2 separate regions of the Homo sapiens genome follow, and region 2 is linked to region 1. The links are chromatin loops, found by intact Hi-C in ENCODE. Cell type or tissue: breast epithelium. All regions are shown on one strand. Each heading gives the region's core, and the rest is flanking DNA. Links, peaks and the distances in the headings are about the cores only. Region 1 has its middle 50 kb from the start of TFAP2D. Region 2 holds the start of TFAP2D (transcription factor AP-2 delta).

Evidence for each region. A loop is a pair of places that touch in the nucleus more often than their neighbours do. Peaks named below come from ENCODE experiments on the same cell type or tissue, not always from the same donor. Only the 100,000 strongest peaks of a DNase experiment are listed, where the experiment ranks them.
Region 2: a loop joins it to region 1, with 21 times the contacts of the local background. A loop is called at or near these places in 4 of 110 quality-filtered maps.

Annotation. Positions count from the first base shown.
Region 1 is chr6:50,655,147-50,671,124 of GRCh38, reverse strand. No RefSeq gene overlaps it. Among named protein-coding and RNA genes, the nearest start is that of TFAP2D, 50 kb to the left of the region's middle. In breast epithelium, for the core only: no CTCF peak of the experiment used is centred there; no DNase peak of the experiment used is centred there.
Region 2 is chr6:50,708,353-50,724,330 of GRCh38, reverse strand. TFAP2D (transcription factor AP-2 delta) reads right to left here and starts at 10,805. Exons shown (of 8, transcript NM_172238.4): 1 at 10,237-10,805; 2 at 8,718-9,215; 3 at 5,181-5,241. The coding sequence starts at 10,275. RefSeq lists enhancers at 1-618, 5,807-6,800, 8,541-9,071, 15,962-15,978 and a silencer at 3,361-3,655. In breast epithelium, for the core only: no CTCF peak of the experiment used is centred there; no DNase peak of the experiment used is centred there; H3K27me3 peaks cover 7,011 bases.

The DNA.
Region 1 (15,978 bases), core at 4,886-12,885:
AAAGATATAATGGAATAACATTATAGGGAAAATCATTGAAATTAAGAGCTGTTTTTTTGAGCTTAATAAAATTTAAAAGCACCTAGTCAGATTGATCAGAAAACTATAGAAAAGGCACAAGTTAACATTATTGGAAATCTAAAAGGTAATGTTATTAATGCTGTACGGATATTCAAGGAAAAATAAGGAAATATTATCAACTCTATGCCAATAAACTTGACGTCTTTGATGAAATTGACAAATTCCTTGGAATATACACACTACCAAAGTTTACTCAGGAAGAAAATAAATATGAGTCATCTAGATTGGAAAGGAAGAAGAAGAAGAATTGTCTTTATTAATAGATGACATGATTGTCTATGTAGAGAATCCAGTGAAATCTGCAAAAGAGATACTAGAACTGAGTTTAGAGATGTTATAGGGTAAATGATCAATATACGAAAATGTTTTTTTCTATATGCTAGTAATGAACTATTGGAATTTAAAATAAAAAATATGACTTACTATATCAAAAAATTTGAATAAGTAGAATATATTTTACAAAGATGTGAAAGACTTGTACACTGGAAACTACAAAACTTTGCTGAGAGAAATAAAGAATACAAAGGAATATAAGGAAACTTCAGGGAGTGATAAACATGTTTCTTGTTTCTGATGGTATCCAGATATACATATGTGAGTTGTACACTGTATATAGGTGCAGTTTATCTATTATTTGTCACTTATACCTCAATAAAGCTGTAAAAAAATTAAAAAAATTACAGTTTTTAAATTTTCTATGTTGTGAGGAATAGTAAAATAATTAGGTTTGCTTACCTATACTTCTGTTTCTCTTCTAGCTACAACACAGAATTACATTTTTATACCTCTTTGAAGTGAGGTATGGTCATATCCTTTACTTTGATTAATGAAATATGAGCAAAAGTATCTTATGTCCCTTTTTAATAGAAGCATTTACAAGTTTGTTGGTGATTTCCTGCTGCTATGTTACAAGTCGTTGTCCACATGTTGAGCCTCCATTAGCCTGGGATGATGTGGAGCAGAGCTGATGACATGTGATTGATATTGGCCTATTGCGATATTTAGTTTTGTTGTTTTAAGCCAGGTGCCAGCAAATTTTCTTCTGTTAAGTTCTGGATAGTAAGCATTTTAGGCTTTGCAATCTCTGTTGCCACTACTTAACTCTGCCATTTTTGTACAAAAGCAGACATAGAAAAAATACAAAAATGAATGGATGTGGCTGTGTTCCAGTGAATTTTTATTTACAAAAACCAGCAGTTGTCCAGATTTGATCTGTGGGCTGTACTCTGCTGTCCCCTGTTGTAAGCCATTGAAATTTGGGGTTATTAACACAGTTTTAACTAGCTTATCCTGACTAACAGAGAAATTGAGACACAGACTCAAGCCAGGCTTGATATGGAGTACTAAATGGGAGATCAGTTTCCCTTTCTTCTTCCAAGCCAGAGTAAAGTAGCAACTGTGTGCATCCATGTGCATTGCCAAGGTCAGTGGAATGGTGATTTCTCAATAGCCAAAGAAGAGGAGGTTACATGGCAGCACTATAAGTGCCATTTATGAGTACATTTATGACAACACCTTGAGACACTTCCAAAATGATGAGAGCAACCATATTCTAGACATCAAATATATAGGAGTTTGATCTATTAAAATTTGAATATTTATTGGAATTATGACCCTATTTTTTAGCTTTCAGCTGGACTTGTCAGGAAAATTGGGTTATAAATATCTTATTTAAGTCATTGTTAAAAATGAGTATTACTTACGTGTTTAAAAATGGAGGCTAATGTGATATTAGATACCTTTAATATAAATGACTTGAATATAATACTCTAATAAGAATAAAAATTCTTTAACAATCTAATATTACTGGCTCCTCACATTGTCAGTAAAAGTAATATAAGATATGGCTTGTAAATTTTCCTTAACAATAGGTTGTACCACATCCAGTAATTACTGAAAGTTTCTAGGATGATTACTTGCCATATGAAAACCTGACTTTTTTTTTGATACACAGTCTTGCTCTGTCACCCAGGCTGAAGTGCAATGGCGTGATCTCGGCTCACTGCAACCTCCGCCTCCCTGGTTCAAGTGATTCTCCTGCCTCAGCCTCCCAAGTAGCTGGGACTACAGGTGCGCACCTCCACACCTGGCTAATATTTTGGTGTTTTTAGTAGAGACGGGGTTTTGCTACATTGACCAGGCTGGTCTCGAACTCTTGAGCTCAGGCAGTCCACCTGCCTCGACCTCCCAAAAGTGCTAGGGCTACAGGCATGAGCCACCGTGCCCAGCCAAAAACCTGACATTCTATCTGCGCATCACAGACATACACAGGCAACACCTCACAATCAACAAGTGCTTTGATAAATGTTCTCTATTTGATAATTATTGGTCAGAGTTATGGATCCCATTTGATAATTTATACACTTCTGTGACAGTGGGAGGGAAATATGAGTCTTGCACAGGCTCCTACAGATTTTCTGTCACCTTCACTCATATTTCATTGGCTAAAGCAGATCACATGGCCATGTCTAATGTCAGAGGGAGTGTGGAAGTAAAATCCTATTTTGTGCACCAAAGGAGAACTCAAACATTTGGGGTTAGCCCTAAAGAATATTACAGTTAGGACACTTGTCTAACTCACTTGGCTACTTCTAGTTCCAATCTTATATACATGCATTTTATATATCCCCTCTCTACTCTTTCTATTGTACTATGGATCAATATTGAGTCTGTTACATAAGCTATGAAGTTCTCTTTGAGTTTACAGGAGGAAAAAGTGAAAAAACTAAACATGGCATAAGAGATCTGCCTTAATTATCCCTGTTCTCTCTAACATCACCAGTCCTGACCTCTGCCTGATTTTCCTTCGTCTATCAATAAGCACACATTTGCTCTCTATTCAAAGAAAACTGTTTTGATCCTCTTGTCCATACTAGCTAAAGTTATTTGCTTTCATTTTGGTTTTAGTAACATTTTGCTCTTCTGTTTTCTTCATATTTCTGACTGTTTCTTCCACATCATACTTTCCAAACATTCTACTACTCTTCTGAGCTCCCAAACGTGGGTATACATTAAGGCCAAATTATTAGTCAATGGCTCACTTTCTCAGAATAAAAAGATTAATGAAATTAGGTTTAAATCCCAAGTCTAGCCCATACTATGTGTGAAAACCTAGATGTTGGTACACCTCTCTAAGCCTACTTTTGCATTGGTAAAAATATTACCCCATAACATTTTTAAGGAGGATTAAATGTGAATGAACTTGGTAAATAACAGATACATTCCATATGCTTTTTTTCCGCCTTCTCCCTTTTCCCCTCTCAAACTCCTTACTTCACACTTAATTTTCTTTTGCCAAAACCAGTATTAAGTGTCTTAAAACTGACTTTGTTGTTTTAAATCACTTCAGCCTTAATCGGTTTTAAGTACCATAGTTCCACTAGACTATTTTGTGCAAGATGAAAAAAAAATATGTATTTATTGCATAACAAAGTGATATTATGAGATCTCTTTGAGGAAGATTAAAGTTCAAAGTTCAAATCCATTCAGTAGGTCAGTTAAAATTATCTCAACGTGGTCTCAATTTACATCTTCTACCAAAATCTTATTAATTCTGTTACATAAACTTATACTTTGAGAGATTAATTTGTTGTGAATTAAAATTTTATGTGCACATGACTTTTCTCTCTCGATTCATTCCTGGAATGTCTTCCATGACCTGTTTATTTATTTTAGATTTCCTTTTTTTCTTTTTCTTTTTTTGAGACAGGATCTTGCTCTGTTGCCCAGGCTGGAGTGCAATGGTGCGATCACGGCTCACTGCAACCTCTGCCTCCCATGCTCAAGTGATCCTCCCGCCTCAGCCTCCCGAGTAGCTGGTACTACAGGTATGCACCACCATGCCCAGATAATTTTTGTATTTTTTGTGGAGACCAGTTTCTCCATGTTTCCCAGGCTTGTTTTGAACTCCTGAGCGCAAGTGATCTGCCTGTCTTGGCCTCCCAAAGTGCTGGGATTATAGATGTGAGTCACTGTGCCTGGCTATTTGAGTTTTTCTTATTTCAAATTTTATTTTCTGTTGTGAAGTCACCCAGGGCTACTCAGGCCACAGAGATCTTATCTCCTCTACTACTGTAGTGTTCTGTGTCTGTGCCATTGATTTGGTGGTAGAAGTATCTCAAAGTGCACTATCATTCATAGGTTTTTATATAATAAGAGAGTATTAGATAGGATAAGCTGTTGAATTAATCAACTTAAAAATCTCAGTAGATTTACAAAATAAAAGTATAAGCCTTGCTCATAGAATAGTTGGAGTGTTTTGGGGATGGACATCCACAAAGTGTTTCAGAGACACAGGTGCCTTCCAGGTCAGTGTTCCACTATTCCCTATAGCTATGCTGTCTAACATAGTAGTCACTGGCCTGCATATGGCTATCGAGCATTTGAAATGTAGCTAGCACTAAATTAGATCTACTGGAAGTGTGAAATATATGCCCATTTTAAAGACAGTATAAAAAATGAAAATTTAGATTTAATAATTTTCTTATTGATTACATGTGGAAATGACAATATTTTATATTTCCTGAATTAAGTAGATTAAATTAAATTCATTATTTAAATTAATTTCACCTTTTGTTTTTGGCTATTAGAACATTTAGAAATGCACATGTAATATTTTTATTAGGCAGGACTGTACCAGAGCCTTATAATCCTCTTGGATTTTCTGCAGCTAGTAGAAGACAGAAGAAACAAGAGAGTCAGATGCTTATAAGCTTTGTATGAGCGAGGCCTAAATATGTCATCCTAATATATGTGACACATGATATATGTGACACATATATCACGTGCGTCCACACATCCTTAGCCAGAACTCAGACATACATTCATCTCCCAGCCTTCCAGCAGGAAAATAAATGTGTGTCCAGGAGAAATAGGAAATTGATTTTGGTGATTGCATAAGCAGCCCTTTCTGCAAAATATATACTATGCATATGTACATGTATTTGTGTTTGTGTGTGTGTGTGTGTGTGTGTGTGCAGGCATGCATATATATCTATATCTATATCTATCTCTCTATGTATCTATGTATCTATCTCTGTATCTATGTATCTGTTTATCTATCATCTATCTTTATCTGTGTGAGTAAATAAGTGTCTTGCCACCCCATTATAAACCAGCTTTTTGAAACTTTTTGGAATCTTTTCCTTCCAAACCTTTCACAGTCACTTAAGTGCACAGAGTCTCACTAAATAATTTTTGATAGATTTGAATATTAGTGAAAATATGGAGGCAGAAATGTATATATCTGAATCGGGAGATACTGAAGATATTGACCTTACTGGAATGTGTGAATGTGCGTGCATAGGTACAGAGGTAGTGGGGTGGGTAGATTGGAAATCAAGGAATTATTGGAAATTTGACAGAAGAAAAACTTTATGAAAGGCAATGAATACCAGACCGAGATATATTCTTTTTTTCTTTTTTTTGAGATGGAGTTTAGTTCTTATTTCCCAGGCTGGGGTGCAGTGGTGCGATCTTGGCTCGCTGCAACCTCTACCTCCCAGGTTCAAGTGATTCTCTTGCCTCAGCCTCCCAGGTAGCTGGGATTACAGGTGCCCACCACTGCGCCTGGATAATTTTTTTTTATTTTTAGTAGAGACGGGGTTTCATCATGTTGGCCAGGCTGGTCTCCAACTCCTGACCTCAGGTGATTCACCTGCCTCAGCCTCCCAGACTGCTGGGATTACAGGCATGAGCCACTGTGCCTGGCCAACAGAGGGATATATTCTTGATGCTATAAAATATAAAATAACTTAATGACTGAAGTGCAATGGGAGATGGTAATTTCATTATTTAGAAAAAACTAATGCTGTGTGCATTGATGTATTAGGGTGAGGAAAAGCCTTGGATCAGTGAGGACTGAGAGAAGGCTATTGATGATGTAGGGAGATCAAGTCAGGTTTATTTAAGATGTGTATTAGGAGAACAGAAAGTGAAAGATGGTGCATTACTAGCCTGCTATTTCCTCTCTTAAACTTCGTTGCTCCACTTTTTCTAAACAAAGACATCAATTCTGTTTTTTTGAGATGGCATACTGCAGACTTCTGTTTGTTTATTCTTCACATGCAAATTACCTCTTGTTTTCCAGCCGGTCTGCTCTTTTTAAAGTCGACACAGGATAGGTGGAAGGCTTATGGCATTGTAGCCCCAAATAACAAGAAAATGCTAAAGTTTCTTCATTTTTAGAAAAATCCCATGTGGTATACCATGAAATCAAGCTGTGACCGTTAGTGTCAGTCTCTTTTGTCATACCAATTGTTTTTCTCCCTGGGGGAGGGTAATGGAAGTTCATACACCTGAGGAAAAAAACACCTTGATCCTGCAATGTCCTTGTGGTTGGTGGAAGTGTCAGTGATGGTCATAGGTACTTCATGTTAACCAATCTGCATTGTCTTGAAAAGAGATGTTATCTCTTTTCTTTTAGTGAAATGTAGAATGGAGTCCATGAAAAATCTGCCATTAACTTAGCAGTTGCAACCGTGTGTGTTAGTTGGTGCACATGCGCATATCTGAATTGGGAGACACTGACGATACTGTCCTTACTAGAATGTGTGAATGTGTGTGCATAGGTCCAGAGATAGTGGAATGGGTAAATTAATAAAGGATATTCTATACTGCATAGTGATTATGGATGAGGGCTTAGTAAATTGAAGAAGTTATGAATATAAACTGAATATTTATTTTTACCATATTGTGATCAGATAATCCTACATTAAAGCATCTAAATATGATTTGTGCTTTACATCTGTTATCAGAATATTTGCTTTAGTACTCTGTTTTAAAATAACACATTCTACTGATATAAGCATTGCAGTGCCTATCATGTTATCTGATCTTTATATTAATCCTTTGGGGTAAGAAAATTATAATTATTTCCATTTATCAGCTAAGAAAACCAGGATTCAAATGGGAAAATGAGTTCCTCTGGTTCATACTATGCGGTGACCAGTAGTGGAGTTCAGGCTGTTGGTATGAGGCAGAAAAGAGAAAACAGGTGTAGTTAAATCTTAATTGGAATGTGATCCAATCAATTGGAATGTAGATGACTTACTTTAGAGTCATCCAGAATGCTTGTTAAAAATTCAGATTTCTGAGCCCAAGTAAGATCTACTGAGTCACAATTCCCAAAAGTAGTGTCTGAAAACCTACATCTGCCATAACTATTCTAGGTGCAGTAACTATTCTATCACTAGAAAGTAGAACTCAATTAGGTTTGGAGTTTAAAAGTCCTAGATTTGAATCATAGCTGTGTGACACCATGCCACTTTTCTTGTATTTAAAATATGGACAATAACATACAACTATGCACAGCTTTTCTTAATGTACAAAACAAAACAGAATGAAGAAATGATTTCTGAAAAAAATGGTGAATGTAGCTTCATGCCAAATGTGGGTTTGCTCTATTCTTGAGAAACACATGAAAATTAAGACTGTTTACCCACAGGAGAATAAAGAAAGAAAAGGAAAATTTGTAAAAATAAATACAGACATCTATTAAAAGAAAATAAACTTGGCTACAGGTCATGCAAGCTTATTTGGCTAACTCAAGAACTCATCTGAAAAACATGGGCCCCAAGCTTAGAAGGAAACATAAAACTTGTGAACTCATAGGTGGGAACTGAAGAGTGAGAACACATGGACACAGGAAGGGGAACATCACACACCGGGAACTGTTGTGGGGTGGGGGGAGGGGGGAGGGCTAGCATTAGGACATATACCTAATGCTAAATGATGAGTTAATGGGTGCAGCACAACAACATGACACATGTATACATATGTAACAAACCTGCACATTGTGCACATGTACCCTAAAACTTAAAGTATAATAATAATAAAATTAAAAAAAAGCTTGTGAACTTCAGAGTTTAGGTTGTCTCTAGTATGATATAACTCTGATTGCCTGCTTGGTTAAGTTTTTTTAAAAAATTCAATTTCCCTGACAATCCTGGAAGCAGAACATGAATAATTTTCAAAAGAAAAGAATCTTTGTTGTTTGCATAGCACAGCTTCCCATTCAGTTGGAAAAAAATTACTAAAATTTCCCTTGAAAAGCAGTGATTGAAATGTTCTAAAAAATTCAAAGAACTTTTTTGAAAATATCAGCTTCAAAACAAAATTTCTCAAGGTTTTTATAAAACCAAAACACCAAAACCCTGATGGGTGCTCTCTTATCTCTGGCCCATATGTTGTTAGCTAATCTGATGCTCTGAATATTTTGGAAAAAATAATTTTATGTATCATGGAGACAGATTTCCCAGTGCCTCAGCTTCATGCTGGGATTGGGTCAAACACTAATGGAAACTTACTTATTTCTGTCAGGCAGAAGAGATAATAAGAATAATCAGCCTTTTTTGAACCCATATTTTGGGCCAGACACTGTACTAAGCACTTGGAAAATAGACGAATAAAACAAGATTCCTTCTCTGTAAACATTGACAGTTTCATATTTATAAACTGTAGAAAATAATTTCAGATGCTGAGAAACCTACATCAGCATCTATCATTTCTTCAGTATCCTTTAGATGTGCAACGGATGTAACTTTCAACTTGATTTGGGACTTTAGGGATGAAAAATTTTCCTGTTATATCCATTATACAAAGAGTTGTTTAGTGAGTGACTTAGATTTGGTCATCTGGTGAATCAAGAATTTAGGATCCTTCTTGGTTTTGACCCTGACAACCTGAGAAAAAGGATCAGCTGTTTTGAAAGTTCACTAAGACTTCAGAAAGAAAAAGTATTGAGAAAATCTTTAAATAATTTTGGGATCCATTTTTGGTGAACCAGTTGGCTAAATCAATGTTTAAGAGGTAGACCAATGAGAGGAATTGGTTTCATTGATTGATTGATTATGTGATGCTTGAAGGTTGAGAGAATTGATTTAGAAAATAAAGTACATATAAGTGAGAGAAGTATTACATTGCATATACTGGATGAGAAATGAACTCATATGAAGAAAATTCTAACTAAAGGTGCTAGGTTGATTACCATCCCACTGGTTCTGCCTGTTAATTTTTTAAACAATAAAAATTTAATTCTTCAAATCACATTTCAATTTTGTCATCATGGTTACATTATAGGATACTTGATAAATGAAGAGAATAAACATTTTTGCAGCTGATAACAAACATAACTCAAACATAGGTCACATAGTCTAGCCTCTGATTCAAGGAACTAGAGCTGAGAAGTGACTCATGTATAAGAAGTCACATCCTAGTTTTCCTGTTGTTGGTGGAAATGTGCCCTGACTGTCTCACAAGGATGTTGGAGAGACTCAAAGGAAGGAAATGCCTTTGAAAACTGTAAAAGTAGCATGCAAATGTTATCTATTATTGTAGTATATCGCCTTAAATATTGGTTGTATAATCTCTGTGCAGTTGCATGTTAACTTATAGTTGTACTTTACAAGGGGAGTTCTGCCAAGAATGAAATCAAATAAACATAAAAACAAGCAAAACAAGGAAACAAAAACATTAAGACATCCTACAAAGCCACATTTCTACTAGGTCCCATGAAAAATCTTTGCTATTTGTTTTTCAGATCTGAATTGAGCTTGGCTTCAAGAGACCAAGAAGATTCCATTAAGCATTATTTTCTCAAGGTATTTTAGGAAAAAAAAAAGAGTCCATAATTTTACAAAACAACTGCATTTTTCCCTTTAAAATTCACAGTGGATTTTATAGGAGAACCCCCCCCCGGTGGCTTTTTTTTGAAAGGTGGTAACATCTATTCCTACCTATTTTTGTTTGTTAGTTTGTTTGTTTTGTTTTAGAGCTTGGATATAGTCTCTTCCAGGAGGGTTTGAAAAGCTAGTTAGCTAAAGTGGAATACCTTAGGCTTAGGAACTGCTTAAGAAGCAGTTCTCAAGTTACACCTATTGCCATTCCATCTATGGTATGAATTTATGGTATGGATTTACAGTGTACAGAGCACATTCCCAGAAACACCGGTCTAAGGAAATAGTAATCTCTACTATTCCAGACATGTGAAGGTTTGAAGGTTGCATGCTGAATGTCTGTAGAAATACTCGGTGAAGACTTACTTTTGGTTTAGGAATATTATCTGTTTACCAGAAGCAACTTCTATGCACAAACCCTCCAATTATCCTGTTATTTTCATTACTTGTTAAATTTATGCTGACCACATTAAGTGGCAGATCAATGGGCAGAATGTTGATTCCTTTTTGTTATTAAAGTCTTTATACACTCATTTTGTTTACTTTTCCTAACTATTAGTTTTTGCCTACCAATTTTTTTAAGCTTCGTTATCTTGTGTTTCATTCATTTGACTGATATTTGAGCATTTGCTTTATTCTTGAAACTATGCTAGGCACTGGAGTTAAAAGATGAACAAGACATGGTCCCTGCCCTGAAAGCCTGTAGATACAGCACTGAACAAGAACACTATTTTCTTTGCTTTTAAGCAGCTTCTTGTCTGCTTTTAGGGTTCTGGATTATCTGTCTTGCTTCTATTTCACTGCAAGCTCAAGCATTGATATTTCATCCATATCTCAACTATGATTTACATAATTGATTTCTAACTGTCAACCTTTTCATGCTACACACCTGATTACCTATACCCAGCTTGGCATTAACAATTAATTTCTTAGCATTTCTTTCCATGACCCAACATATGACCAGGTAGGCTATTTGGGGTCCCTGTATTGCCTCAAGGCTTTTGATCTGTCCTGGCTGCACAACCACCACATGTGGAGCAATGAAATGCTTATAGGTTATACAACTTCATCAAACAAGTATTCGAAATTTATTTTCCTGGTCCTGTGAAACAGGTTGGTTGTTCATCTAAGATGATCTAGGAATGCCAGTGGAAGGTTTTTAGTGATTTTAAAGCAGTTTTTGTGCATATAAATGAATTAGATGTTTCTTTAGCTTTTAAATTTGTACTAAATTTATTAAAGTATTAAACCCCAAATCTTGTTTTTCTTAAGCTTTTAATTTTCAGATGTTTTGAATTTTAGCAGTCAGTTCCAAGGGGGATATGATTGATCAACTTAGAACAGAATAATAATAATAATTAATAATTATTTGGTAATCAGTCCATATTTAAAGTTCATTAGTTTAATTTTCTAAAACATTTAAAACTGTATTTATAAATTAAATATATTCAACTTTCTTTTATAAATACTTCAGATATTTGACCCAGCAAGTACATCCTTCCCAAGTACTGAACTCTGATATATCTCACAATTAAAATTAAAAAATACACTTAACCATGTTTAGTTCTTGGAATCATTTCAAGAATTTTTAGAAACATAAATAAATGATCTTATACATTTCAACTTGAAATCAGAAAGGTGAAAAAATTATTTAATTATGTATTTTGCATACCTAATTAAGCATCCACATTTACTATTAAATCACAAGGCTGAATCTTAAAGATATTGATCTAATTTTACAAACAGTTTAAATACTAAATCTGCAAATTAAGCTATGCACAAAATTATTAACATGGATTTGATTTATTTAATAAATCTACTTAATTAAAAAAGACACTTTGCCATTGGTTGAACAACTTTCCAAGAAAGTTGTGGCTACCAATCCCAGGAAACAGGACCAGAGAATTTTGGCCAGGACATAAAATTTAGGATTGCAGATGTACAGGGTAGTTTTTATTACCGTTCTGACAGATATGTTGGGTTCTTGTTTGTAGTCTCTACAACAATAGGACCTTTATGTTCTACAAAGAAATTGGTAATATAGCCCATAATCCTGGGTACAAGTCACACCAGCAGTCAATTTTTTCGTCCAAATTGAGTGAACAGAAAAGTCTATAACTTCCTCCGCTGACGGTTTGAACTTGAACCTCCATAAAACAAATCTGGTTCCAAAGATACCCTAGCATTATTTCACTGGATAGTTCATACCCTTGTGTAAGCCTTCTTTAATTTTTAAAAGGATTAATTGTGGTAAAATACACATGACATCAACCTTCCCATCTCAACTCTTTTTAACCATGGTTCAATGTCATTAAGTACATATTAAGTTTACATTGTTGTGCTACCATCACCACCATTCATCCAAAGAATACTTTTCACCTTGCAAAATCGAAATTCTGTACGGATTAAACAGTAAGTCCTCATTCCCTTCTCACAACAGCTCTGGTAACCACCACTCTACTCTACTTTCTGTCTCCAAGAGTTTGATCACTCTAGGTACTTTAGATAAACAATATCACAGAATTTTTTTTTTTTTTTTTTTTTTGTGGTGAGCTCGTTTCATGTAGCACAATGTCTTTAAGGTTCAACCATGTTTTAGCATGAGTCAGAATTTCCTTCGTTTTTAAGGCTAATATTGCTTTGTACACACATACCACATTTTATTTATTTATCTGTTAATAGACACTTGGGTTGCTTCCTCCTTTTGGCTATTGTGAATGAACATAGATGTAAAAATATTTCTTCAAGTCCCTGCTTTTAATTATTTTGGGTATGTATCCAGAAGTTGAATTGCTGAATCACAGAATCATCAAATTCTATTTTTAATTTTTTGACAAACTGCCATACTGTTTTAACCTTCTTCAACTTTATGTCCTGAGAAGGTAACAAGAGCTCTGTTCATCCAGTGCCTCGCCACCAATGCTTCTGTTGCCTTAAAATACAAATAAACAAACAAACAAACAATTCTTGTACTAGATGACTGAATTCATTTAATAATGTTTTCTGAGTCCAGGACCATATTGACTGGATCTTGCTCATCTCTCATGGCTTTGCCTTCATTTAGAAGCAGGGAAAAGTCCAAGGACTTTGCTGGCATAAGTGTCATCACGGTATCAGGAGAAAATTGTTAGAAATGCAGAATCTCAGGCCCCATACCTGATTCTGATTCAGTAGAATCAGAATCTGGATGTCAACAATATCCCCAGCTGATCCTTATGCACATTAAAGAACATGAGAAGCAGACTTAGATGATTTCTGACATTCCTTTTTATTTTGGAAAAATCTGTAAGCTTTATCATGAGCTCAGATATTATTATCTAATATTTATTAATTATTTTTATTCCTTCGGCTGGGTGAGTGCCAGATTTCAATGGATAAAGACTATAAGACAAATGTTTGGTCACATATTATACCAACAGGGAGCACTGGAACACTCTAAAATGCAGGATGTCTGGAAAGTCAATTATTTAAATGACACTGGTCTAAAGGTCAAGGACCTAGAAAAACACAGAAATGCAGGCAAGAAGTCCAGTAAAGCAATGACCAATTTACAGTAAACTTCTCAATGGCATGAATCATGTCTTGTTTAACTTTGCATCTTTGGAGCTAATACAATATGTGGCACATATTAAATGTTGAATAAATATTTGCCCAATTGAGTATTTGCAGACCTAACCAAAACCATCTGGGACCTTGGCATAGGGATCTGTAGTCACAGCACTTGAATGAAACAGCTATGGACTCCATCATAACTGGTGCTGTTAACCCTTGTGAAGACTGAGACCTTTTTGAGGGTAGAGCCTAGGCAGCTGTATTTGGCGGTAGTTTGACCTAAAGCAGCTCTGCCATTAGAGTCTGGGGAATTTTAAGTTCTAACAGTGTGAAGCTGGACTCTAAGTAGAATAGGGTAGTCTTTGGTCTTTAGGAAATCACTTTTTAAAACAGACCAAATGGTTGCAGAGAAAGGTGACCTAGCTTTGAGAAAACCCAATACATAAATATCAGAACTGCCAAAAGAGATAAATGTTACTGTCATGAAACTGCTTTAAATTTCCATCCCTAAACCTCATTTTAAAATAGCTTTATTTTAAAATGTTCTCTTCTTTAGGAAGAGCATAAACTCCTTCAGGAAACTGTTTTGGGAACTCAGTACTAGGACAGGTTAGAAAATCCATTTATTGCTAGAGTGTTTCTGAAGGAAGATATATTGGACATATAGTTCAAGGTCACTTAGCTACTAATTCCAATGAAAGAAAAACATAGTGAGTGCTTGTCATGTTTTCTTTTAATGATGAATAAAATAGTAATGTTTTTCTTAAATATTCTGGTGTTAGATGTTAAAAGTAACCTTAAACAGTCAGAAGAGAGGCTCATGGGCGAAGATGGAGCTAGGATTGGTTAGAAAAAAAGTTTAATTGATTCATTTAGTAAGTCAGACAAAAGAAAATCTGCCTTTTGACTAACCTGGAAAGAGGTCAAAAATTTGCCCCAAGACAAAGTGTTAATACCTCAAGAAATATTGATACCAGCTGGCCTAAATTTTGAAGACTTGGCTTCTCAATAACTTTTAAACTACAATGTAGGGAATTTGACTTCAAATTAGAGTTCAGGATGAAATGATAAAGGAAAAGTTAAGGACCAATAAAAATGTAATAGTAATGTTGCAGGAATTTCCTTTTACAATTTTTTCTAAAATGCGGTATTAAAATGCATCCATTCAACTAATAGTCATTGAATGTCCAAAAACTGTGCTAAGGACTATGGGACATCAAGATGGGAGAATAAGGTTTAAAAGCTACAATTGGACACAGTGAATAAGAGCTACATTTGCGCTAAAAAACAAACAAAAAACAAAAACAAAAACGTAGCACTTACCCGGGTTTGGGTCGGAGGAAGGATATTACCTCTTACTTGGACAATCATGGGAGAAATGACATCCAATTTTAATTTTTACTGAAGGAATTTTTATGAACAAAGTGCTAAAGCATTTTAGATAAATGGAATAAATGAGTGAAACCTTAAAATATGCATTGATTTAGGCTTACTATGTGCTAGGTGCTCTAGGCCAGCACTAGATTAAAAAGAAAAAAAAATACACAAACGTATAATGAGAAAAAAACGTGAGAAATAGTGATCACACTAGATTTATAGATTTGCTTTTCTGTATAAACTGGAGACTGAGAATAGAGATCTTAGAATGCCAGGCTAAATCTGATTATTAAAATAGCTAAATATAAACAGCATAGAAAGTTATATTTCAGTGAATTAAATGAGAAATCATTTCTAGTTTTAATTTTATTCTCAAAGCACATGTTAGAGGAACCACCACCTGGTGGCAGGGTACATACATTGCATCTTCTGTCACTGAGAAATGACAATAACCATTCTAAAGTCTCAAGTGACAAACCTTCATTTGTAAAGTGACAAACGTGATCACAAAGTAAGAGGTGATTATTCGTTGTATAAAAGTCTTCTCCACCAGACTTATTTCTAAATGGAAACCCTTATTTCTAAATGGAAACCCTTGAGTTCCCTTGTAGGGAAAATAGATATTTTCCTTACAAATCATGATATCATTTAAATAGAAAAGTGGTGAGAATTCTCCCTGTTTGTTTGTCCAAATTACTTTGACTGCTAGCAATTATAATTCCACCAACTGCCTAATGACAGTATCAGCATTTGATGTTCCACTCACCTTCTTCCCTCCAAGTATTGCCTGGATGTCGATGCCCAAGGCAACCATGGAAGTCACATGTTGAAGAGAGCAGAGACACATAAGACAGTGTCCCTGAACGACTACATGAAGCAGAAGCTTCACCTTTCATCTCCAGCCCCACTCTCACTTGACATACCACCTAAAATTTTTACTTGAATGAAAAATAAACTTTCTCACCTGTTTATAGGTTTGCCTATTACAGCAGCTAGCTTTAATATACTATGTAAAGTAACAAGATTGACCGTGATTTTTTATTTTAGTGCCTCTGACAGTGTATCAGTCAATAAAATACAACATGCTAACTCTGAATCAGTTGAAAATATTTAATTTTAGTTGGGTTTTCTGGGGTAGATGTCTTAGTCTGTTAGCTTTGCTATAAAGGAATACCTGAGGCTGGGTAATTATTTTTTTTTAAGAAAAGGTTTATTTGGCTCATGTTTTTGCAGGCTGTAAGAGAAACATGGCACCAGAACCTGCCTCTGGTGAGGAGCTCAGAAAGCTTCCAAT
Region 2 (15,978 bases), core at 5,308-13,307, 53 kb before region 1:
ATTTTTCTTCTCCCCTTCTTCATCTCCAGTGATCGCTCTTTTTTTTCTGACACATTAAAAATGTGTAAGCGATTACAAGAGTTTCCTGTCCCTGTTTGTTCTGCGGTTGCATTTCTGCGAGGTGCGCCTGTGAGTTGGGTGGGGAGAATTATTCTCTGCTGCTTCCTCTCTAGCCTCTCACCCTTCCTAACCCTCCTCCCCCATGTTACCCCTCCCCCCATGTTACCTCTCCCCCCACGGCAGCAGATATTAATTGTAATCAAACAGCAAAGGATGCGGACTTAATTGGAATCAAGTAGGCCTTTGATGATGTGTAAGGAGCGAATTGTTTGGGGGGAGGGTATAACATTACAGGTATAGCTGGATTACCAGGGCCGAATGAGCTTCTCCTTTTGTAGATTCCAGGCAGAACAAAAGAGAGGTGTGCGTGAAGAGACTCGCTGGTTTAATGTGGCGGTAGGTGTGTAATGGTGTATATTAGGGTGTGTGTATGGCGGGGGTTGGGGGGAGATTAATCCCCATTCCCCAGTGCAAAAAGTGTTTTGGTTTCTGCTGATTTTCAAAGCAGTTAAAGAAATTAGAGAAAAGGCTGTAGGCTGTGGGAAAGCTACCTCTTTCCCTCTACAACCCCCAACGCCCACAAAGATTTCCAACAAATCATGCTTCTGGATGCTTTGGTACAAGAGTTTTAGATTTCATATAAAGGAGATTGAATTTCAAACCTGCAGAATCTGCACTGGGGACTAAGGAGGCAGGCGAGGCTTGAGGTGTATCTCTGGCTCTATCTTCACCCATAATGGATGAACCATAGAGATGAGTTTTGGCTAGCGAGAGTAGTGATTCCAGGTAATCCATCTGGAATCCGAAGAGTACTGACAAAGGAAGAAGAGCAAGGCTTCCCACGCTCCTCCAATTGTACTCCTTCAGGAGCTGCTGAAAGAATCCACGGCTTTCTCCATCCCGGATTCCAAGGCTCTGGGCCTTCCTGAAACCCAGAGAAGCAGAGGAAATCGCTTCCTCCTGCCAAGCAGCCTGCTGCCGGCCTTGAGGCCGGCTAAAGGGAAAAGCGATCAGGTCCTTCTACTCTGTTATGGGCAGACTGAGCAATTGAAGCTAAGGTTCCATTTCAAGGAATTTTTTTTTTAAAGAAATTAAATCAGATCTGACAATGTTTGTACCGCGGCGTAAATGCCTTTGCCTTGGCGTGCCAGTCACCTCTAAGCGCTCTGACAAACTCAAACTCTCTTAAAACGTGCAGAGTTCAGATCATATTAATTCCTCCAAAATGTTTTGATTCAAAGTAGTTTGTATTTTGTGTAGCCACGGGCAATCAGGAAAGCGCTCCTGCCTGCCCATGGCCGGGTCCGCTCCCTCTTCGCGTGGCCCAGAGGCTACCGCAGTGTTTAAGCTTCTGAAATTAGCCTGGGGCTGCAAGGCAGAATGATCACAAAGCGAAACAAGGGCGCTTCCCCTCTTCACTTTTTTCATTTTTTCCTCTCCCATCCCCCGCCCCCCCCTTTTTAGTTGCCATCTCGATTTCACAAAACAGACCAGGGCCAAAATGTCACTTTCCACCCATGTAAGGAAAAGCTAGGTCTTCTCATCTAGCCCACTTCTGAGGTCCACAGCCCACTACCCACTTGTACCCCCACCCTGCGATTCCAATATGGATCCATTTATTATGAGCTTCATCATCACCATCGTCATCAACATTGTTCACTTATTATTAAATACTCAGAGCAGGAAATGAAAGGGACCGGTGTCTGGCAAAGGGGAGGCGGCCATAAGGGAGCCTCAGAAGATTCAGGGGGGAAAAAAAGAGTGAGATTTTCTTTCTTTTTTTAATGATTAAAAACACAGACGACTCCTGTAAATAGAAGCCTCATTTCTTCAAGAGATGCCTTTTGAAACCCGATATCTGAATATTCAACGAAGGCAAAGCTCCACTCTGTACGTACAACATTAATATGATCTCTGCAGAATTTGCTACTCAGTAATATTAACATATCAAAGCCTACGCCCGAGGCGAAAGAAGCTATCGATACGCGAGCACAGGGTAAAGTAAAGATTATTGGTTCTGATGGTTGGAGAGCCGGAGCTGCGGGCAAAATCGCGTACACCATTAACCGAGAGTCAGCACGCAGGGAGCTGCGCCTCCGAGGCAGTGGCAAATATTTTATCTAGGTGGTAATTACCTAGCTGCTGCCCCCTCTTTCACGCATTCTTTGGCTATCGGGCCTTCATTACAGGCTAAAATAATGTAATTGCCACTTAACAAAATGAGTCAGGGCGACGCTATTTTGTTCTTTACAAGTTGAAGTCACCAAATGTGAAGAACAACTGAGAATGCCCAAGCCCTCCACGCCACTGCAAACCAGGACAATGTCCCTGATTAACTCATGTAAAGTACATAGTCACCCATATTTCTTCAAGAACATCATTTGGGGTCTTTGGAAGTGGAATCTATTTTTTTCCCTCCCATAGTACATTCTAGAAACCATTAGAAATGTAAATTAATCCGGGAACTTAGCAGAAAAGAGAAAATGGTGAAAAATTGTGCTTTGCAATAAATCATGTTTCATGTGGTGGGTCAAGCATGAGCTGGAAAAGAAACAGACATTCTTAGCTTTTAGACAGTATCGGGTTATATGAAGTATAGCAGTATAGCAGCACTTGAGTTAATGTCTTCCTGATTTTTGGTGAACACAAGTAGTCTGAGCTGTTGATATTAGGGGTCCTGTGTACTACCATGACAATTGAGAAAATAGGCTTCTTTAGGGTTTTGTAAAAGGAAGTTCTGAGATGAGGGGCTGGGCAGGCTGCAGCAAAATATACGCCCTCTTTTGGGAATACACTTCCCTGCTATCCACTTGTAAATTGACATGAACATTGATTGTTTCAGAATAAACAGACACGTATAGACACACACCCTCCTCTCCAAGGCTCAACTAGGTTAACTGGCCTTTCTCTAAGACACGTGGAAATGGAATAAACTCAGCAGCTAAAATCTGAATTCCTATGAAGAGGGGTTTAGTCAAACAAGACAGACGTAAACCCCAAATTACATTCCCTTTCTCTCTGGAGCTTCACTAGTCTCATATGACATCAATATTTGGTTTCAAGTAGCAGATTCGACGATGATTTTTAGTTGAAACGAATAGGGACCGAATTCTACAGGAATAATAAAGCATCACCTAAGGAAGATAATTTCTGTGGCTCTGATAAGGTAGCTAACATTTTGGAGATACCTAAGAGCTTTGGCCTTTCTTGGGAATTGAGTGAGGGGGTGAGAGGGTGTCCCTTAAATCTCTCCCCAGAAATTCAATTGATTCCAAAGCCTCTTCCTCTCTAACTCCCTCCTCGGCCTCAAGTAATTCCACCCTCTGTCAGGTATCTTACGCTCAGATGCAGTTTCCAAGCATTTCAGAAGGTGATCTTGGTCAAGTGTGAAAGCGAATGCAAAATTGCAGTAGCAAGAGGCCGGCTGTGGGAGAAGCGGGCTCCCGTCCCTAATTAGTGGCGCTGTCCTTCAGCACCACCGAAGTCTCTAAGCGCCCTGAGTGTTCTTGCCTCACCTTATTTTTACCCGTCCCAACAGACCCCTGATCAGCACATCTCACCTGGTCCCCTGTTCACTGTGTAAATCTTTTTTGCCTCCTCCAACACAGTGCATTCAATATTCATCAGTCTTGGGCCTATTTTATTCCATTTCAATAGGTCTGAGTACCAGCGTGGCTGGCAAGCTTAATATTCCTCATTTAAAAAATCTTTGTGGAGTTATACCACGTATATGTGTGTGTGTGTGTGTGTGTGTGTGTGTGTGTGTGTGTGTGTGTGTGTGTGTTTTAATCTCCATAGGGTGAAACAAGAAGTGTTGAGCAGCTCTTTTAAATTTAATGTAAACTACCAGCATCCACTAAAACAATAACCAAGTTCCAAAAGGAAAGCACCCTTTGTTTTCTTTCCTCCTCAGTTTAAATGGAGTTTACATTGGACATTGGGATGTAAAATCTGCAGTTTAAACATGAAAGAAGCAACTGATTTCTACCAGCACATCTCTCTATCTGGAAAAGCAAATCTTTCAAGAAGCTTTCAAAGGGATGGAGAAGGGCTGAAGGACACTTATTTGGTCCCATCAGAAGAGACTCAGTTTTTAGTGTTCTGTTACTGCAGACAACTGTGGCCCTGAAGCAGGAATTAGTCTTGGTGAATAGACCACATCTTATTAATTCGTATGAAGTTAGGATAACAGCTGGTCCCTCTTGCCTTGTGTGCTGCTCGGGTTACTCAGCTTGCTAGAAAAATAAACTTCAGAGGCTTTGGGTACAGTTAAGTAGGGGAAGCTAGCAAAATCTGCACTGCCTTAAGGCTCTGAGAATGTCATAGTTCAAAACCTTTTGTCAAAATGGAACATCTGAGATGCAGCCCCCTTTAGTGCCCGAGCTGAAAGCAACAGCTCTCTCCTCTCCTCTTGCCTTCCCCCACCTTCCAATTCCATGGGTAACTCTGGATTCAGATGTTTCCCTCAACAGATGGGAACAAGAAAGCTTTATCCAGTACAGTTAACACCACCTCCTCCTCCCACCTTCCCTTAAAGAAAGAAATGTCCTGGACACTTAGAAAAATAAGGGCAGCTACAATATTGGTGTTTCATTAGCCTCCCCTGAAGCCTCAATGATCTAGCCTTTCACAGAATCCCTAAAAGCCTGAAGCTAACACCATCATCTCAAACACCCAGGCTGTGGCTAGCACATTTAGGGCTTAAAAAGACCAGAAATTCTGCTGGAGGATGTGGTATTAGTGCTGGGGGAAGAGGGTGTGAGAAACTTCTTTCTTTCTTTCTTTCTTTCTTTCTTTCTTTCTTTCTTTCTTTCTTTCTTTCTCTCTGTCTTTTTCTTTTGTCTTTCCTTCTGCCTCTAACTTTGATTCTGTCACTGTTCTGTGAGGAGCAACAAATATCTCCTATCACAAGTCTTATGGGCATAGCCTGGGTTCAAACCTTGATGAAAGAAAGGAGGCTTTTTAATGTGGATATGCCAGTGTTGGACTAGAATAATTGACTAAGCATAATTGTTTTCTTAATCATCAGAAAAGGAATCTGAGCACAACCAGATCTTCTAAACAAAGTAAGAGATAGGAGAAGAATGTCTAGGGTTAACATGTTGTTACTTGTTACTTACCTCTTCTTATCACTCCACCTTGGCCATTGAGAACAAGCCCACACTGGGCCTCCACAGAGCCCTTAATAAAAGAAACAGAAATAAAATTACTTAAATGGATACTCATATGCATGACCACGTAGGTAAAGTCTTTTAGACTAGCCCATCCCTGAACTCTGTTTCAGTAGACATTTGAAAGCAAGCATTGAGCTGAAGCAAGCTTGCCAGCAAACACAATTTTTTAAAAAATTGCAAGAAAAACCACAATCTAAAAGTTGTATAAATCTTAAGGTATGCATTTTACATCACCATACAATATTACACTTCAAAGTGCCTGGGAGTCTTTCATCTTGGCATAAGAGAATGAGAAGCCCTTTGAGTCCCCATCAAGGCACACAGCGTATATACAGACAGTGTACACTCAGCACTTTCTGAGTAGAGCAAATTACACCTAGAGTGTCAAGTCTGGGACTGTGGGTTTCTTGAGGACACAGAGGAGCTACTTCATATGCAGGATACAAGATGTCTTATGGAGGTTCTGTTTTACCCCAAATGTAGGAACATCCTGTAATCCTACCCAAAATGGGCCGTATGAAGGAAAAATCTTCAGGTTCACTCACTGTAGGCCTTCAAAGTCCTAATGGATTGAGGAATCCCTAGAGCTGGAAAGATGGAAAGAGTTTGCTGATTTTTGATTAGGAAAAATAAAAATTTCTCCCTGTCTGTCGTTTTCTTTTTTCCCAAATCAAAATGTGTTAAAGGCTCATTTTCCTTTACAAACAAACGAGGTATTGGACATGAAAGAGGCCTTGAAGGGTGTTAACCTACCCAACAGCCCGTGAAGAGTTAAGTAAATGCGGAGAGAGTCGGTGCATAATAAAAACCCACTTTACAAAACAACCTTTACAACCCTGGCTCCCTTTCGCCTCCCCATTTTCACCATATTGAGGCAGGCCTGTAAGACCCCCCTTTTCAACCTACTCACAAGCTCTTTCTTATTTTAAATGTTCTGCCTTAAAGTGATTATCAAATCAATATGAAAAAAAAAAAACTTGGAGACTGAGCATAAATTAAAGCGGTGATGGGAAAAGGTGTGACAGTTTCCTTTGTTGGCCATAGCAAATCTTTTTAGGGGACTCAAAGATGGAACTGAAGCCACAAGACTGTTTGCATCTGTTAGGCAGACTTAGACCGCCCTCCAAACCATTGGACTTTCACTTAAAATTCTGTGCAGGGAAAAGTATATTTACATTTGTTGCATTTGAAATGAGGCATATGCTGATGAATGTTTTAAAAAGGAAGAAATAAAAGGAGAGAGACGGGTTTCTCCCACACACTCCCTCCCCATTTCTTGTTTTAAAAGTAGCTATGACTCTTTCTTTTTCATTCTGCCAACTTGGAGCAAGAACAGTGGAAGAAAATAACTTGTCAGATTTACAAACTTGCTACATAGCATTCATAGATTAAATAGATAAAGATGGATATATATTATGATATATACATACATGGATATATCTATGTAAAGGTATAAACGTATATCACACACAGTACTATATTTCTTCTAGTATCTTGGACTGTGTCCCTTAGTATGAGTAATTTTGCTTCAGTATGAGTAATAAAAGAGAAAAAGGACATTCGTATATGGAAAAAGAGATAGGCTGAAGAAAAGCTTTCAAAATATCTGAAATGTAGATGATAAATGGTCTCAAAGCTCTCCAAAGCAGTGAATCACTTTCCCTCCCACTCTCTGGCGCACGGTTACAATGTTTATTTTCTTAGAAGAAACGAATCTTGGTTTCTTCACTTAACAAACTTTTTCCCCTCATAAGTAAAACATGTTGTTTGGTCGGATGACATTGCATAAATGACCAGTTGAATGGCACTAAGTCGAAAATTGGATAAACTACGGTGTCCTTTTGCACGGGATTCGCTCTTTGTCTAGTGCTTGCAAATGTTCTAATCCGCTCTTTTGAAAAATGCTCGGCTTTGTGCCTAGCACAGAAAAAAAATTTGTACAGATACAAAAAAATCAGCAGCAGACGCGGCTATTAAAAGGAGTAAATAGGTTTTAGTTGAGCTAAGCACTGAATGGCAGATTTTTTTCCCTCTTGAGACATAAGGGGATCCTTGTGAAAAATGTAAAAATGCCCTGAGCGTATAAAATTATTTTGTGAATATAAATGTAGAAAGTCAAGGTTTATGGAACCAAATCTTTTTTCTTGTGCACCGGTCTTACTGCTATGGCTCTTTGTTGGGACTGTAAGGGCTTTCACTTTAATTTAAAAATAATCTCTTGCTCAAAGGTAAATGAGGAGGAAAGATTTTTTGTGCGCAACAAGGGATCTCTTACGTCTCCAACTTATGTTCTTAGAATATTTCCCTATTTGTCCTGGAGAGTGTGAAGAAGGTGGCCAGCTTTGTGCAGACACAAAAAGTAGGAACTCACAGGTAGAACTGCACTTTTAGCTAAAAGGAGCTAAAACTATGGGTCTTTTGAATTATTTTCTGGGTATTTGTGGGCTCATTTGTTTGAAATATGCCTATGGCAACATAATTGCATAATTATAAATTCTATCTTTGGTAAAGAATGTGCAAACACGTGTTAAGAAATAAAGTAGAAGAGAGATCATCTGATTGAGTGATGGCCTCCACAGTGTCTGAATACCTGCCTTCTTTCCTTCCTTCTTCTTTTTCTCCCTTCCTTCCTTCCTTTTCTCCTTCCTTCCTTCCTTCTTTATTTTTTCCCTCTTTCATTACCGTTACTGCCTCATTTTTATCTTTTTAAGGAGGTGCATTTTACGTAAAATGTAATGGCTGGAAGAGCAAAAATAAACTTGTAAATTACCTAACTGGGCTGCGGTTTTGAGTGCACGTCAGGCGGAGAGAATTAAACTCAACCCTACACCCTGGCAAAGTGCACTGTGCGGATTATTTCCTTGGGGTAGAACTTTGAGACTTTCATTTGCGATTCTTTACTTTCCACAGATATCTAGTGTATTTGGTGAAACTTTTGTTCAAGCTTAGGGTCCCAACAATTTCCTTAGAACAAGCCTGTTTGTAGTAAGATCTCCACAAGCTCAGTCTGAGACAAACACCTGGGACGCCTCGGAAGACCCTGTAAAGTGCGGAGATTGAGGGTACGATTGGTCATCAATTTATTGGATCTTACTCTGAGTCCGGTTGGCCCAACCCCAGACTCCTCGATCTCCTCCACCTCATCCCCTCAGGGTCACAAATGTTGATTCACAAAAGACTTCTGTGAGGACAAACCAAAGATGGAGGGCCGCAGCCGCCCGGACTCCCGCACTTCCAGGTGAAATGCTTGGATCCAATGAGAGGAAGAGAACGGGCACACTCCTCCTCTAATTGTTTTGATAACTTTCCATAAGTGGTGTGTGTGTGTGTGTGTGTGTGTGTGTGTGAGAGAGAGAGAGAGAGAGAGAGAGAGAGGAGAAGAGAGAGAGAAAGAGAGACGCTTTACAGTCGGAGCATTAATGGGGCGGCAGGGGGAGGGCGAAGAGGGGAGGGAGCAGACAAATTCGCTGCATGCTTATTTACCTGCAAGTCGTCTGCTCCCGCGGCGGCCAGCCCCAGGCTGGGCCCTGGCAGGAGTCTTTGATCTGGGTGCATTCCATACTGAGAGCCATGGCTCATGAGGGACAGGTCATGGCGGCGGTAGGCATCGAGGCAGCCCAGCTCCCGCCTCTGCTCGTCCAGGCAGGACGACTTGAGCGCCCGCGCATTGTGCAGGTTAATAAAGTCGGTGGGCTCCCCGTGGTGGATCTGCTGGTAGTACTGTTGCGAGTGGTGGAGAGAGTTCAGAGAGTAGGCGTCGGGGGTGACGGCCGGGTGGCTGTGCTGAAACTCGTAATGGAAGGACTGGTGGTGGAGCGGGGTGTACTGGTGGTTAGTGGAGAAGTAGGGGGACGCAAACTCGGTGCCGGTGGTGGAGTAAGTTAAAGGAGAGGAGGAGGAATAGGCGACAGTGGAATTGGCTACTGACTCCAGACAGCCAAGCTGCATCAAACGGTAGCTGTTTGATCCGTCGTGACGTATCTGGAAGGAAGAGGGGGAAAAGGGAGAGCAGAAAAACTTGAGGTTTGTCATTTTGCAACCAAGGCGCCGCTCTCCCGGAGCCAGGAGCTTTCTCTGGCACTCCAAGGAAAGCGAGCGCGTAGGACTCGGGCCGAGCCGAAGCCGGGTCTCAGCGTCTTCACCAGAGAGCCTTTGCAAACAGGCGAACTGGGGGTGGGCGGCCTCGTCCTCACAGTCGAGAGAGCGGAAAAAAAATCCCCCACCCTATATAGGTGCGGGTGACACCACACACGCACACACACGCACAGACACACACACACAGACACACACACAGCCCCTGCCCAACTTGTGCAGGGAGCTTGGCGTTGGGATCCAGGTTTGCAACTGACTCCGGGGCCGCGGGTAGCAGAGGAACGAGTCCACCCGAAAAGAGCGCTGGCCCGGGGCGCCTTGCCACTCTAACTAGACCCCAGCATCGAAATTCTGCGCCTGTCTATGCCGAGATGTTCGGCCCGGGCTGCTCAAAATCATTGTCCATATATTTTAAAAAATCCAGTCTGTGCAAATCGTTCAACTTGCTCCCTTCCTTAGTCATTCGAGGGAGGGAATCCGACTCCCTCTTTTCTGCTTCCCTTTCCTTGAATAAGCCCATTCCAAAAGGGGTGCGTTTTCCCCATCCCCCTTGTGCATCTACTGCTTCCCCACCAGTCCCTTTTCTTTGCTTTTCTGAGAATCTTTCTTTCCGTCTCTATCTCTTTCTCTTCACTCCCCCCTTTTATTATTAAGATTATGTTTTCCCGCTCATTATGGCAAATGTTTCTTAACGTGGCAGAGAGTTGCCCTCCCTGGCGACAGATGTCATAACGAACTTTCTCCCCTTTCCTTCCTTAACTTCCCCCGAAAGACAGATTATAATTAAACGTAACGGTCCAATATAGATTAGAGACAGGGGAGGCTGCCACCGCCGCCGCCACCGCCGCCACCGCCGCCGCCGCCACACACACGCGCGCTCAAAAAAAAAAAAAAAAAAAAGTAATAATACCTCGGCATCGTGGACTAGTCCCGGAAAGGTAGTTGACATGTTGGGTTTCTCCGAAAGCTTACGATGCAATTTCCCCCTCCAAAAAAAGAATCGGGAAAAAAAAATCCAAACTTCTTGTATTTTCCAATTTTTAAAGGAAAAAAAAAATGTTCTATAGGTAGATATCTAAATTGTAATGGTTTTGCCCGGATCAGATAGCTCCTTGCCTCGTACCCACTTAAAAACCTGTAGGAACAAAATTTTCCCTCTGCACAAAAGCAGCTCCCTGGAACAGATTTTGTACTTGCTGAGTATTTCTTTGGCTGATGTCGTAGGTCCCTTGGTAATATAGAAGTTTTGAAAATTAAGCATCAGCACTGAGAACTGGGAGGACAATAGGCAGAAGAGATTTATCCCAGGAGACAAGGAATAAATATTGTATCTTCGCCTAATAAGGAACTGGAGGTTCTTTCAACATTTTTATCCATTTTTTCCAACCTTTATCATGCTTTTCTATACCGACTGAGGTGGGGACTTATCTCTGTGGAGAGTATTTGCACACATTTTATTGTGAAGCTAGAGCTCTAGCTCCAATATATGTATATTAGAGATAGAAATATATATTAATTAAAGCTTCCTTTTATATGGGGAAGTGTTCATTCCTATTGGTTCCACTCCCTGGATGCTGAAAGCTGCTTTTTCCAACAACCACCCGAATCAATTTTGCCCAGATTGGGGTGTCTGCCTTCGCCCAAGTGGAAACAATGCTGGTCTTTCCATATTTACATTGAATTTGGGTTCTTTCCCCTTTTTTGAAAGGCAAAATCAAGCGGTGGCTTACACTTTTCAGCAGCTTTAAAAATAAATAATGGTGATGGACAGTCCCAAGTTTCCATCATCAGGAAATGGTGTAACTGGCAATGCATTTAGGAAAAATGCAAGGGAATAAAGATGTAAGACAAGATTCTACATTTAGGTAAACTGTTGTCTTTCACTCCCCAAACCAAACCATATCCCCCCTCTTTTGTGTTTTTCTTCTTCCCTTTTGGAAACACTGCTGGTGGTGGTGGGGTGTAGACCGTTCAGCAGTAGCATTAGGTTTTTGAACACTATTACCCCCAAAATAACCCTTAAATGCTTGGAAGTTATATTTTATAAATAGAGGGCAGGAAGGAAGCAGTGCACACATATTTCCATCTCTTCAGTGGATTTCTTGACTTTCAAACAGTTTTTGAGCTTTCCTTCCTTCAAAATTCAGCTTCCTCCACCAAGTTGTTTAGTGCCTGGAGGGGGTGGTGGTAGCTATAAACCTGAAATACTGAGGCTTTGCTCCTCAGTGTCTACATTATAAGAAAGAACTGGCTGGCCCCACAGACTCATCTCATAGATAGAAGGGGTAATTCAGTCTTAATTGCCATTTCATTTGGTTTGCTTTTAAGTGTTTAAGCTGAGAAGGTGTCTTAATAATAAGCCTCAGGCAAACAGGCATGTGGCTTTTTTTTTTTTTAGGTTGGGGTTTGGGAGGGTTTATTAGGATCTGCTCATGCAGGCTAACTGGGGCTGTCACTCAGAGCTCTTTGCTTTATACAAATGGACAAAGGCACACGACAAGAATTGAAATGCATTGTCTGAAATGGAGATACACGATTCTTCAGCCCCACATGGGGTCAGCAGCCAACACTTGTTCCCTATTTCAAGGTGTGCCAGTGCTGCCCCCCTCCCACCCCTCCTTGAAATTCCATATTTTGGCCTAATGAAGTAAGGAGACTGAGAGACCAATGATGACAAAAAGGAAGAATATCCAACTTAATCTTTAAGTAAAAGGGGTAAAATGAGTGCTGTTGGCTCTAGGGGTTGAATCCCAAAAATGTTTGCAGTGGAGTCTTTGTTTACCAGGTCTGAGTGGGGCCTCCATAGCTTACCCACGGAGAAAATAACTAATCATCTCTGGGAGATGGAGACTGCCCCCACGACCTTAACTCAGGCACCCCTGCCCCTGGGAAAGTGCAGACCATTCCCTGGAAGAATATGTAGGACTTGCAGGTTATCTTGGGGAATGCCCAGGTGCGCTTTTCCTGGTGGATGATATTGGCTTCCCAGTTAGTCCCGGTCAAATGGAAGAGGATAGCCCTTCTCAGACATGTTGCAATCTCCTTTCCAACACCCCTACTGTCAGATACACCTTCATTGAAGGTGACGGTACCTTCTCTTCCCAGTTTAGGTCCAGGCAGCAGACACAAAACCCTCTCCCCGGGGAACAACAATGAGGAAGCTCAGGAAGATGTGGCCGCCTGCTCTGCCTGCTGGCCCAGAGTGTTTGTTCCACATGTTTGTCCCTGTCTGGAATAAGAGCCACACATAGCCCCCCTCACCCCTGCCACCGCACTCAGAAGATATAGCTTTATGATACTCTCGGTAATGAGCTCTGGCCTTGAACTGAGTACACCCCATGGAATGACCTCCAGTAGCCTGGACCCTGTGAACATCAGGACATCACCAACTAACTGGCAATCATCGCATTCCACCCCCTAACCCCACTTTCATGGTTCACTTTCCTGAGTGACTTTTAGGTATCCAAACAAAGAGTGTCCAGGGTTTAACTTACATGCTTGTTGAACTCTTGTGGACATGAGGGGAAACTAAAGATCCTGAAGAGTGAGAAAAGACCCTTTCATTTGTACTTAAGGAAAATGAAGCAGGAAGGATAAAATGGCTCTCTTTTAGTTTTGAGATTTCCCTTGCCAGGGCCCTTGACTACCTTAGAAAGCATCCCTCTTAACCCTATGTCTTGGCTTCCCACACCAGCATCTGAACTGCAGGGAAACTTCATTTGGCCAACTGCTCCCTCCCACTTCATTCCAACTTAAAAAAATAAAAAAGCTGTTTTCCCCTGAAAGAAACAAAGTTGAGGAAATCATCCATGCCATATGCACATATTGGTCAGCGCTCCCTTCCATCTGCTCTGGGGTTGCTCAGCGCGCCCCTTTTCTAAAGAAACTCATTGAGGCAGGTGTGTGGTGTGTTTGGTGCCTGTGTGTGTGTGTGTGTGTGTGATGTGATGTGTGTGTGTGTAGCGTTCATTTCTGTCAGACACCCCCCCATCCAATTAATAGTCTTGAGCAATTAATAAGTGTCGTCTGACTTGACCCAAAGACTGGGCTTTTTAGCAAAGTTGATTCCTCTTTCTCTGTTTTACTTCTTTTCCAGAGAGTGATTGGTCACTCATTTTCCAGCGGGTGGCATAATTGAATTAACTGGCCACAGCACTCTGGTGACTATTGCCTGGGGCCCCCTCCAACAGGGAACCCGTGGTGTGCATTCCAGCCTCAGTCAGAGGCCAGGCCGGCGTCAGTCACTCAAAATAGCCGGCAAGAGCATGGTGGACACGCTGCTGGCCTTGCACCCCAAAAGCTGAAAAGGTTGTTCCTCAGCACTTAGTTCTCCTGTTCTTCCTTCTGGTTCCATGCTCCACATGCCAGGAAGGAATGTCTTATGGCAGTCACTTTAGGAATCTGCAAAGAAATCTTTATATATATATATATCATTATTGTCTTGGTTAGAATCCAGAGCTGGAAGAGTTTTGGGGTAGTTGCAAATTCCTTCCTGGGCTTCTAGGCCAGCGTTATACAAATCACTCCAATCTCAACATCCAATCTCAAACATCTTTACAGTTTTCACCCAATCTCAAACATCTTCACTGAAAGAGTTTGCCACTCCACTGTGTGTTTGAGGTTGGTGAACAATTACAAACGAACTCATGCCTATCCCTAGCTTTAATAAACATGTATTTCTTCAGGTTTCTTTCTTTTTTTCTCTTTCTTTTGGTACTTAGGGTTTCCTTTGCTATTGCAAATTGATTTTGTTTTTTTATTGCTTGAATACACTTCTCCCACAAAATTGCCTATATAATACTGAGCAAAGTGGAATAATTATTGGAATTATTTTGGGCATTTTGAAACAAAAATATTTTCTTGGATGTATTTAGACACATGAATCAACCAGAATATCTTCTTTGCTCTCTCCCTTTTGCCCTCCCTCCCCTTTTTTTTCTTTCTCTCTTTCTTCTTCCTTCATTTCTTCTCTTTTTCTTTCCCTGTTTTTTTTCTTTTATTCCCTCCCTCCTTGCTTCCCTCCTTTCCTTCCTTTTTAACAAAAGATAGATAGAGATGGGATTGAATCTCTTATACTTATGCCTTTTAGGCAAACATGTGTGTACATTGTCTAAGAATGAAATTTAGCATGTTCTGCTCCAGTGGGAGGTGCAGCTGTATAACCAGACATGAATTTACACAATAGGAAACAATTTCCATGGTCACAAAGACCCTGTCTTTGAAAGAACAGTGGGGCACTAAGGATCCCATATAGGTGAATGATGTTCATTCCACAAAGCAAAACAAGATATGTAGGTATGAAAATCAGCACCTCTCCTTACTGCTTCCAGCTTCTGCCCTTTCACTCCTTTTTTGGATGAACATGAAGAGCAGAGGTGCCTTCAGAGAATCCATAGTAACCAAAGGACTCCTGCGACTTATCTAGTGGTGTTTTATTCCATCTGCCCTCGGGCCCCCTTCCACCATTTTGAGAATCCCCAACCGTCTCAGTGCCTCCACTTGGTAGGCTTCCGAGAGGCACTCAGCCTGGGGTCTTCTAGAGACAACCACAGAGGGAACCTTCAGGGCCCTTTTACAGCAGGGTCTAAGTTTCACAGTCACTTCGGATTCTAATGGTTCAGAAACGTCTTCTAGTCCAAGGACCTCCTGTGGTGTGATTCTTCCAAGCTCCTAACCTCTCCTAGTCACTCAGTCACTGCTCTTGGGGAATGCCCAAGAGCTCTGGTGAGTGGGTGGGGGCAATACTTCAGGTGGTGGAAAAGAAGAGTATGCTGGGTTCACCATGCCGTAAACCAACCCCTAGTTTATTCATTTATTCTTCACTAGTCGAGATGAAGACAGAAAAGTGCTCCAAACACCAGGGCAATTCTGGGCAGAGACAGCAATCGAAAACTTGATCCAGTTGTATGGATCGGAATATTCGGAGAGAAAAGGCATGGTAACGGGCATTCATGTGCAGACGCGCGAGGTTTCCCCTCCCAGTGATTGCTTCCTTTCCTTCTGGCCTGTGCTGATGCCGACTCTGGGTCTCTTTCGAAAGGTCCCTCCCTTTTCCAGTTATCAAATCTGATAATTCTTAATAAATGATCAAGTAATCAAATTTGACAACTCTTCTACTTCTCGGTATTCTACACCCATCCTACTTTCTATGACAGAAGTGCCACGTTGCGTAAAACGTTACCTAATTGCAAACAAGAAAAGGAGGCTTTTTTTTTTTTTTTTTTTGAGACACGGTCTCTGTTGCCCAGGCTGGAGTATGGTGGCGCGATCTCGGTTCACTGCAACCTCCGCCTCCCGGGTTCAAGCGATTCTCCTGCTTCAGCCTCCCAAGTAGCTGGGACTACAGGCGCGTTCCACCACGTCCGGCTAAATTTTTAGTAGACACCGTGTTAGCCAGGATGGTCTCGAACTCCTGGCCTCGTGATCGGCCCGCCTCGGCCTCCCAAAGTGCTGGGATGTAATTACAGGCGTAAGCCACCGCGCCGGGCCAGGCAGGCCATTTTTTAAAATAACTTTAGGATGTTTAGGGGAAATTAACATTTCTGACAGACTCTGCAGTCATTTTAGTTTAAGGGTTGTCATTGATTTTTTTAAACTCCTTTTTCTTTCTCTTCTTCTTCTTCTTCCTCTTCCTCTTCTTCTTCTTCTTCTT